Linked DNA regions of Homo sapiens: region 2 is linked to region 1. Evidence: read pairs that join two places in POLR2A ChIA-PET (ENCODE). Cell type or tissue: Panc1. All regions are shown on one strand.

Region 1 (5,000 bases):
TAGCTATTTTGAAATATACATTATTATTAACTGCAATCTCCTTGCTATACAATGAACCACCAGAACTTATTCCTCCTATCTAAATGAAACTTTGTGCCCTCTGACCAGTGTATCCTCTTTTCCCATCTACCACTCCCCTACCCTCCAGCCTCTGGTAATTATCATTCTACTCTTTACTTCTAAGTTCAACTTTTGTATATTCCACATAAGTGAAATCATAGGGTATTTGTCTCTCTGTGCCTGGCTTATTTGACTTAGCAGAAAGTCCTCTAAGTTTATCCATGTTGTCACAAATGACAGGCTGAATAGTATTCCACTGCATGTATATATTGCATTTTTTAATCCATTTGTCTGTGGATCAGCACATCGATTGTTTCTACATCTTGGCTGTTGTGAATAAAACTGCAACGAACACAGGAGTACAGACAGACATCTCTTCAACACACTGACTTCAATTCCTTTGGATATACACTCAGAAGTGGGATTGCTAGATGGCATGCTAAGTCTATTTTTAGTTTTTTTTTTAGGAACCTCCATACTGTTTTCCAAAGTGACTGTATATATTTACAATACTACTAACAGCGTGTGAAGTTCCCTTCTCTCCTCCACATCCTCACCAACGTTTATTTTCCATCTTTTTTTTTTTTTAGACAAGATCTCACTCTGTCACCCAGGCTGGGAGACAGTGGTGCGATCACAGCTCACTGCAGTCTCAACCTCCCGGGCTCAAGCAATCCTCCCACCTCAGATTCCCAAGTAGCTGGGACTACAGGCATGTGCCACTATTCCTAGCTAATTTTTACTTTGTGTTCTATAGAAATGAGGTCTTACTAGGTTGCTCAGGCTGGTCTGGAACTCCTGAGCTCAAGCGATCCTCCCGTCTCAGCCTCCCAAAGTGATGGGCTTATAGGCATGAGCCACTGTACCCACTCTTTTCTTTTTTTTTTTTTTCTTGAGATGGAGTTTCGCTCTTGTTACTAAGGCTGGAGTGCAATGGCACAATCTCGGCTCACTGCAACCTCTGCCTCCCGAGTTCAAGCAATTCTCCTGCCTCAGCCTCCCAAGTAGCTAGGATTACAGGCATGAACCACCACGCCTGGCTAATTTTGTATCTTTAGTAGAGACGGGGTTTCTCCATGTTGGTCAGGCTGGTCTCAAACTCCTAACCTCAGGTGATCTGCCTGCCTCAGTCTCCCAAAGTGCTGGGATTACAGGTGTGAGCCACCGGCCTCAGCCTTATCTTTCACCTTTTTGATAACAGCCAATCCAAAGGTATGAGGTGATATATTTCATTATGGTTTAATTTGCATTTCTCTGATGATTAGAGGTGTTGAGCATTTTTTTCCATTTATCTGTTAGCCATCTGTATATCTTCTGAGAAATGTCTATTCAGGTCCTTTGGCCATTTTTTAAGTTACGTGTTTTCTTGTTATTAGTAGTTTGCGGTTCTTATATATTTTGGATATTGGCCCCTTATCTGATGTGTGATTTGCAAATCTTTTCTCCCAGTCTGCAGCTTGTCTCTCCATGCTGCTAATTGTTTCCTTTGCCGAGTACAGAAGCTTTTTAGTTTGATGCAATTTCATTTTTCTATTTTTGCTTTCATTGAGGCAAAGATTTCTTAACCAGATACGAAAAGCACTAATCATAAAGGAAAAGACTGATAAGTTAGATTTCAAAATTAAGAACTTTGGGTCATCAAAAGACCCATGTAAAGGAATGAAAAAGTAAGCCACGAAGTTGGAGAAAGTATCTGCAAAACGTAAAACTGACAAAGAGCTCATACCCACAATATACGAAGAATGCCTGCAGATTAGTAAAACACACACACACACACACACACACACACACACACACACCCCCCAATTGGAGAGAGCCTTGCAGAGTTAGATGACACTAATACGCAAGAGCTAAGAAGGATAACTCAATCTTCTTTTTCTGAATTCAACTAGCAAAAGAAAGTGAGCTCATCAACAATTTTTAAGTTTTAACAATTTTATTAAAATGTATGTCAGCAGGAAATTTGAACAGATATTTTAAATTTTGTAAAACGTAACAAATATGACTAAAGTATCTTCTATTTCAAGAGTATTGTTGGGAGAAAATGGAAAAAGAAGTGTTTGCATCTACAATTTGTATATCTACAAGGGGAAATGAGTTACTTATGCAACTACTACACAGTAGAAAGCTTTGTTTCCATAGAGATTATGACACAACTGATTTCAGCCTTAAATTAGAATATTCTGATTTGAATTGAGAAATGATCTTTTTGTCTAAATGAATAGTGTATTCAGTGCAAATAAAAGCTCTGCACATCTGCTGATATCATTTCCTCTTTACTTCAGTAATAATTAATAAGAAGAACACAGCCACACCAGTCCCAAAAAGGCATTCGTATCCCTAAAATCTCACAAATGAGGTTTGAAAATAAAGGGAATGACATATTTCTACAGGATATACAAAAATACTGGCCATAAAGAACCATCATGAAACATTTTGAAATATCTTTCTGCTCATTTCACATTATAATTAAGGCTCAGTTCAGTAATTAAAAATGATCAATTTAAATAAAGTTCAAATCAGGCAAAACTAATCTATAGTATATTTTGTGGGGTGAGAGGTAATCAAAAGGGAATACAAGGGCATCTCATGGGGTCCTGGAATGCTCTTTTTTAATCTGGATGGTTACATTTGCAAAAAGAAAGTGATCAGGCTGGGTGCTGTGGCTCACGCCTGTAATCCCAGCACTTCGGGAGGCAGAGGCGGGCAGATCACCTGAGGTTGGGAGTTTGAGACCAGTGTGACCAACATAGAGAAACCCTGTCTCTACTAAAAATACAAAATTAGCTGGGCGTGGTCGTGGGCACCTGTAATCCCAGCTACTTGGGAGGCTGAGGCAAGGGAATCCCTTGAACCCGGGAGGGAGAGGTTGCAGTGAGCCAAGATTGCGCCATTGCACTCCAGCCTGGGCGACAAGAGAGAAACTCCGTCTCCAAAAAAAAAAAAAAAATTAGTCCAGTATCTTAAGAGCACTGCAACCTTCATTTGAAGAAAAGACCTCTCTCTAATAGCAGGACCAGTTGCAGGGGCAGCCTGCCACTGGGGAAGAAGCTGGGGGTGGGGACTGTTCTATCTCCCTCACTTCCTCCCCAATCTGCTAGCTGCTGTTTCTGAGGCAGGGAGGACAGGAAAGGGTCAGAGAAGTCCCTGACCAGTGCTGTTAGAAGACGACTTCTCATTCTTGGGGCCTGATGGATGTTTAAAGCTCTTTCTCTAAAAAAGCATTTTTGTGATGTCTCTAGAGATTCTTCTACTGTGTCCCTCCTGCTGCAACTTCCTTTAGATGGGCAGCTGAGGCAGTGCCTCAGCTGGCTTTTCTTGGTCCTTTCTCCTTTTCTACCAAAGTATAGATCCCACAACCTTTACTGCTGGAGTCCTCTCAGCCTGATGAGCTAACATCTTGGGCAGGAACTCCTTAAGAATGACCCCAGGTCAACATTCTACCTGGATCCTGCATCTGCCCATAGCCAAAGTGTATGTGGGCTCATAGCTTTACTCTCTGAGCACTAATGTTTTGTTTGGTGGGAGGGAAGGGTTGATGTATACAGGTTCAAGTCCACTAGGCTTTAGGAATAAAGTGGCTCTGCTTCCTGGCGTATGTACTCTGTCCTTCAATGTCTCTAACACGGTCAACTACTGGGGTGTTTCCTGTTTATGCCCCCATTTTAATCATGGGAGCCTCTGAGACAGCATCACATTCACTGCTCAGATATATGCTGGCAGCCAGGGTCTTTGAATTGATGTAGAATAGAGTAGTACCAAGAGGAAGCAGGAAGAAGACAGGGAATGCAGTACCTGACTGCTGTTAAAAGTAGCATCCACATAAACAGAGGAATTTGGATGGCTGCCAGGGTTAATGAGGAGTGGACCATGAGGAAGGCAGTTAAGTCTTCCCATTTTCTATCAAATTGCCAAGGGTGATATTCCTGTTTTAAAATATGTTTTTCAATCCAGTTCCATAACTTCTAAATATGTGCCCCACTAGGACTGTTTTTTGGTGTTGTCAGTTTCAACCTCAGATCTGCTGAAAATTTGGAAAGGTGGCATTAGCAACTGCTAGATGTCATTTAAACTAGAATCTCCATGTGTGCTATTATTGTCTGTTACATATGCACACTATTTCCATGAAACCAAGGAATGAAGGCAGCTTTGGTTCTGAGGGTGAAACAAAGGAGAACATTAAATACACATATTAGGGGACCACATATTATGACACTTCAGAAAGTTGGTCTGTTTATATTCCAAGAACTTCCAAAAACAAAATATATTTTCCTGGTCCTTGAGAATAGCTCTTGAGAAAAGAACTTCCATCAAAAACTCCAACATAACTATTCAAAATAAATAATAATTTGGTCTTTCCTTTTTTAGTTTCATTCATTTATTTATTAGTTTTGAATTTTTAATTTTTTCAGAGGAGTGAAACTAATCACCTTAAACAAAACACTAAGTACCTTCACTATAGTTGGCTGAGTGGAAAAAGAAAATCACTTTAAAGTTAATACTCAGGGCCCGGCGCGGTGGCTCACGCCTGTAATCCCAGCACTTAGGGAGGCCGAGGTGGGCGGATCACCTGAGGTCAGGAGCTTGAGACCAGCCTGGCTAACATGTTGAAACCCCATCTCTACTAAAAATACAAAAAATTAGCTGGGCGTGGTGGCGGGCGCCTGTAATCCAAGCTACTTGGGAGGCTGAGGCAGGAGAATCGGTTGAACCTGGTAGGCGGAGGTTGCAGTGAGCTGAGATTGTGCCATTGCACTCCAGCCTGGGTGACAAGAGGGAAACACTGTCTCAAAAAAAAAAAAAAAAAAAAAAAAAAAAGGAAATACCCAGAGGTGAGGTCCTGCTCCTGCTGACCCCAAAGCTTCTGAAATACCAGGTTTTGAGTTGCTCAGAGAAACATATTAGTGGAATATAAGGTCCGACTTCTTGATGACCAAGAC
Region 2 (5,000 bases), 300 kb after region 1:
AGGCTTTGAAGTTAGAAGACTTTGGTTTGCCTGGGGCAGAGAATTCAAGCAGGAGAAAAATGGGAGTACTAGTAAAGTGTGTTGGGCTTTGATTACTGAAAGCCTTGGCTATTGGGCCAGAGTGTTTGATTTTTATGTTGGAGGCAGTGGGGTGAGGGCATTCAAGACTTTTTAGGTAGAGAAAATTATTTATTCATATATGTATGAATTATTCATATTTATATATATATATATTTGTTTGTTTGTTTGTTTGTTTGTTTTAGACAGAGTCTCACTCTGTTGCCCAGGCTGGAGTGCAGTGATGTGATTTTGGCCCACTGAAACCTCTGCCTCCCAGCTTCAAGTGATCCTCCCACCCGAGCCTTCCTACCAGCTGGGATTACAAGTGAGTGCAACTGCACCTGGCTAATTTTTGTATTTTTAGTAGAGATAGGGTTTCACCATGTTGGTCAGGCTGGTCTTGAACTCCTGACTGCAGGTGATCTGCCCGCCTCAGCCTACCAAAGTGCTGGGATTACAGGCATGAGCCACTGTGCCACCTGGCCTATTCTTATGTTTTTACCAGCAACAGAATTAAAATGAGACATTGACAATCTAGTCATCTACTGGCATTGTACAGGATGTGAGGCGGAGGAGAAGGGGGAAAATGAAACTGGAGACAGAAAAATGAATGAATCAAGCAGTTGTGGCCGAATGCGGTGGCTCACACCTGTAGTCCTAGCACTTTGAGAAACCAAAACAGGCAGATCACTTGAGGCCAGGAGTTCAAGACCAGGTTGGGCAACATGGCAAAACCGCATCTCTACAAAAAAATACAAAAAAAAAAAAAAATTAGCCAGGTGTGGTGGCGCACAGCTGTAGTCCCAGCTACTTGGGAGAATCCTTTGAGCCCAGGAGGTTGACCGAGTGAGACCCTGTCTCAAAAGAAAAAAAAAAAAAGTTATTAACTTGGTATGGACACAGACTCCTATGACAAACTCATGAGAACTGTGGCTTCTTTCAGAAAAGTAGCTATAAACCTAAGCCCCTACATTTTTTGAGAATCCCTGGATTAGTGTCTTTTTTTTTTTTTTTTTTTTTTAAGACAGAGTTTTGCTCTGTCGCCAGGCTACAGTGCAGTGGCATGATAGCTCACTGCAACCTCCACTTCTTGGGTTCAAGCGATTCTCATGCCTCAGCCTCCCGAGTAGTTGGGATTACAGGCACGTGCCACCACACCCAGCTAATTTTTGCATTTTTAGTAGAGGCAGGGTTTCACCATGTTGGCCGGGAAGGTCTCAATCTCCTGACCTCATGATCCGCCCGCCTCAGCCTCCCAAAGTACTGGGATTACAGGCGTGAGCCACTGTGCCCAGCCTAGTGAGTCATTCTAAGAGTGAAAGAATAAGAACTTGCAGCATGTATTTATTTAGTCAGACATATTTATTAATCCCCTACTATGTATGTGCAAGGCACTGAGCTGAGTGCTGGGAACAGACACCATCCAGTATGAGGCATGCATTATGGTATGACATAGTGGTCAAGGGCACAGACCCTAAGCCCAGTTCTCTGCCTTCAAACCCCTGCCGGGTGACCTTGTTTAATAAAGCAACTGTACTCCACTTCTGTTTTATAGGGACAATACTGACACCATCCTCATGGGCTGCTGTGAAGATTAAATGAATGCTTCATGAGAGCTTGGGCTTGATGGCAGAAATGAGGGAGGAGAGAGAGGGCAGTAACTATGCGGAGGGCGGATGAGGGCAAGGAAGAATTTTAAAGGATGACAAGATTTTAAAGTAAAGCAGGAGAGGCTGAAGGTGCATCAGTCATGATCTGTTCTGTCCCCTAAGGGGGGCCAAATGGTGGGAGGGGAGAGATCGAGAGCAAACGCAGAGAGGCTGGCTTTAGCTAGGAAGATACTTCCGCTTGTGAGCTGGAGGGGAGGAGTCAAGTGTGGGTGCAGGTGCTGACTCTGAAGTAACCGCAGGCAAGAGGGAAGGAATGTCACCAAGGGGGGAGGGGTGAGGAAAAAGGAAAAGTTGTAACACACTGTCTCAAAGAGGGGATCTAGGAAGATGCAAATGTCAGGGATTATTCAGGACTGGTGAGCTGATAAGGGATACTGATCTGCCTGGTTGGGTAACTTCTGGTGGTCATGGGAGCTACAGGAGAAAAGCATTAAAAAAAAAAAAAAGGTGGGGTGGGGGAAGTGGTGAGTGCAGAATGTCACAGTGGTGAAATCCGGAAGAATAGAGACAGGGGAGGCTGGCCATTGTGGCTCACGCCTGTAATCCAAACACTTTGGGAGGTCAAGGCAGGTGGATTGCTGGAGCCCAGGAGTTCAAGACCAGCCTGGGCAACATGGAGAAACCCAGTCTCAATAAAAAAATTAGCTGGGCATTGTGGCACATGCCTGTAGTCCCAGCTATTTGAGAGGCTGAGGTGGGAGGATTGCTTGAGCCCAGCAGGTGAAGGCTGCAGTGAACCATAATCGTGCCACTGCACTCCTGCCTGGGCGACAAAGTGAGACCCTATCTCAAATAAAAAAAGAAAAGAAAGAGTTGGCCGGGCACGGTAGCTCACACCTGTAATCCCACTGCTTTGGGAAGCCAAGGCAGGCGATCACCTGAGGTCAGGAGTTCAAGACCAGCCTGGCCAACGTGGTGAAACCCTATCTCTACTAAAAAATACAAAAATTAGCCGGGCATGGTGGTAGGCACCTATAATCCCAGCTATTTAGGAAGCTGAGGCAGGGAGAATTGCTTGAACCTGGGAGGCAGAGGTTGCAGTGAGCCAAGATCACGCCACTGCACTCCAGACTGGGCAACAGAGTGAGACTCTCTCTCAGAAAAAAAAAAAGCGGGGGGGGGATTTGCTGGATTTGCCAACCCACTGGTCTTTACTGAAGTATCTTAAGGGTCACTAAAGTGTCACAGCAGGTGACTCATGGCAGAGAAGAAAAGGGAGAAAGAACAGTGAGGCAGTAAACCACATGCAATCTGAGAACACTGACTTTGCAATGAAAGGGAAAAGTAAGACATTAACCAGAAAGAATAACAGAGTGAAATGAGGTATATTTCTTTCTAAAGGTCAGAAAAGCTGTACTACTGCTATTTCTTCTTCTTCTTCTTCTTCTTCTTCTTCTTCTTCTTCTTCTTCTTCTTCTTCTTCTTCTTCTTCTTTTCTTCTTCTTTTTTCTCCTTCTCCTTCTCCTTCCCCTTCTCCTCCTCCTTTTCCTTCTCTTCTTCCTTCTTCCTTCTTCTAAGGTAAAGGCAGCAGTTGTAGAGCTGGCAGGAGAGGGAGGAATAGGGCTTCAAAAACTTAGCTGGAGGCCATGAGCAGTGGCTCACACCTATAATTCCAGCACTTTGGGAGGCCGAGGTGAGCTGATCACTTGAGGCCAGGAGTTCAAGACCAGCCTGGCCAACATGGCAAAACTGCATCTACTAAAAATACAAAAAACAAAACAAAACAAAACAAAAATTAGCTGGGCACTGGACTCCAGACTGGGTGACAGAGCAAGACGCTATCTCAAAAAAAAAAAAAAAAAAGTCAACTGGAGTATGATGCCAGCATAATACTATTGTAATTAGCTTCTGTGGGCCAGACATTTTCCATAAGAATATGTTATTCCCAATTTACAGAGGAGGAAACTGAGGCTCAGAGAAGCTAAGTCATTCGCCCAAGATCACACTGCTAGTCAATGGCAGAGTTAGGATTTGAGCCCAGGTCATATGACTCCAAAACACCAAAGCTTGCCTGCCTAATACCAGAGACAAGCAGAAATGTTAGCACTTTGAGGGAGAGGGGATACTTCTGTCCGCACCGAGGAAGGAAGAAAGGATTGGAAGAAACATATATACTAATGATTTATGTTCATTTATTATTTAGAATTATTCTCCTTCCCACACGAATATATAAGCATATAGATTTTTAAAAATTTCTTTTGATTTATTTGTTTTTGGTTTTGTTTTTGAGATGGAGTCTTACTCTGTTGCCCAGGCTGGAGTGCAATGGCACGATCTCAGCTCACCGCAACCTCTGCCTCCCAGGTTCAAGCGATTCTCATTCCTCAGCCTCCCGAAAAGCTGGGATTACAGACACCCGTCACCATGAGCGGCTAATTTTTTTGCATTTTTAATAGAGACGGGGTTTCACCATGTTGGCTAGGCTGGTCACGAACTCCTGACCTCAAGTGGTCCACCCACCTTGGCCTCCCAAAGTGCTGAGATTATATGGGTGAGCCACCACGCCTGGCCAATTTTTTAAATTTCTTTTGAGACAGGGTCTTGCTCTGTCACCCAGGCTGGAGTGCAGTGGTGCAAACACAGCTCACTGCCACCTCAGACTACTGGGCTCCAGTGATCCTCCTGCCTCAGCCTCCCAAGTAGCTGCGACTACCAATGTGTACCACCACACCAAGCTAATTTTTGACATTTTTAGTAGAGATGGGTTCTCACTATGTTGCTCAGGAGAGTCTTGAACTCCTGAGCTCAAAAGATCTTCCCACCTCAGCCTCCCAAAGTGCTGGGATTACAGGCGTGAGCCACCATGCTTGGCTGAAAGCATATAGATTTTTTTTAAGTTGGCATGATCGGTTTACATGACCAAGCACCTTTAAAAAAAAAAAAAAAGGCAGGCTGGGGATGATGGCTCATGCCTGTAATCCCAGCACTTTTGGAGGCTGAGGTGGATGGATCACTTTGAGGTCAAGAGTTCAAGACTAGCCTGCTCAACGTAGTGAAACCTCTGTCACTACTAAAAATAAAAAAATTTAAAAAATTAGCTGGGTGTGGTGGCAGGTGCCTGTAATCCCAGCTACTTGGGAGGCTGAGGCAGAAGAATCACTTGAACCCAGTAGGCAGAGGTTGCACTGAGCCGAGACCATGACATTGCACTCCAGCCTGGGCAACAAGAGTGAAACTCCATTTCAAGGAATATATGTATATATGTACAAAAAAATAGCCAGGCGTGGTGGCAGATGCCTGTAATCCCAGCTATGTGGGAGGCTGAGGCAG

The links. ChIA-PET counts read pairs that join two places held together with the same protein. Peaks named below come from ENCODE experiments on the same cell type or tissue, not always from the same donor. Only the 100,000 strongest peaks of a DNase experiment are listed, where the experiment ranks them.
Region 2: POLR2A ChIA-PET joins it to region 1 with 12 read pairs; 3 of 35 experiments call an interaction of 5 or more read pairs at or near these places.

What each region holds. Positions count from the first base shown.
Region 1 is chr15:85,035,076-85,040,075 of GRCh38, reverse strand. All of the region lies in intron 1 of PDE8A (phosphodiesterase 8A), which reads right to left. Among named protein-coding and RNA genes, the nearest start is that of PDE8A, 56 kb to the right of the region's middle. RefSeq lists an enhancer at 3,312-3,371. In Panc1, no CTCF peak of the experiment used is centred here; no DNase peak of the experiment used is centred here.
Region 2 is chr15:84,732,212-84,737,211 of GRCh38, reverse strand. No RefSeq gene overlaps it. Among named protein-coding and RNA genes, the nearest start is that of ZNF592, 14 kb to the left of the region's middle. RefSeq lists enhancers at 667-726, 2,007-2,096, 2,117-2,176, 2,683-3,586. In Panc1, no CTCF peak of the experiment used is centred here; a DNase peak (open chromatin) is centred at 1,937; H3K4me3 peaks cover 511 bases.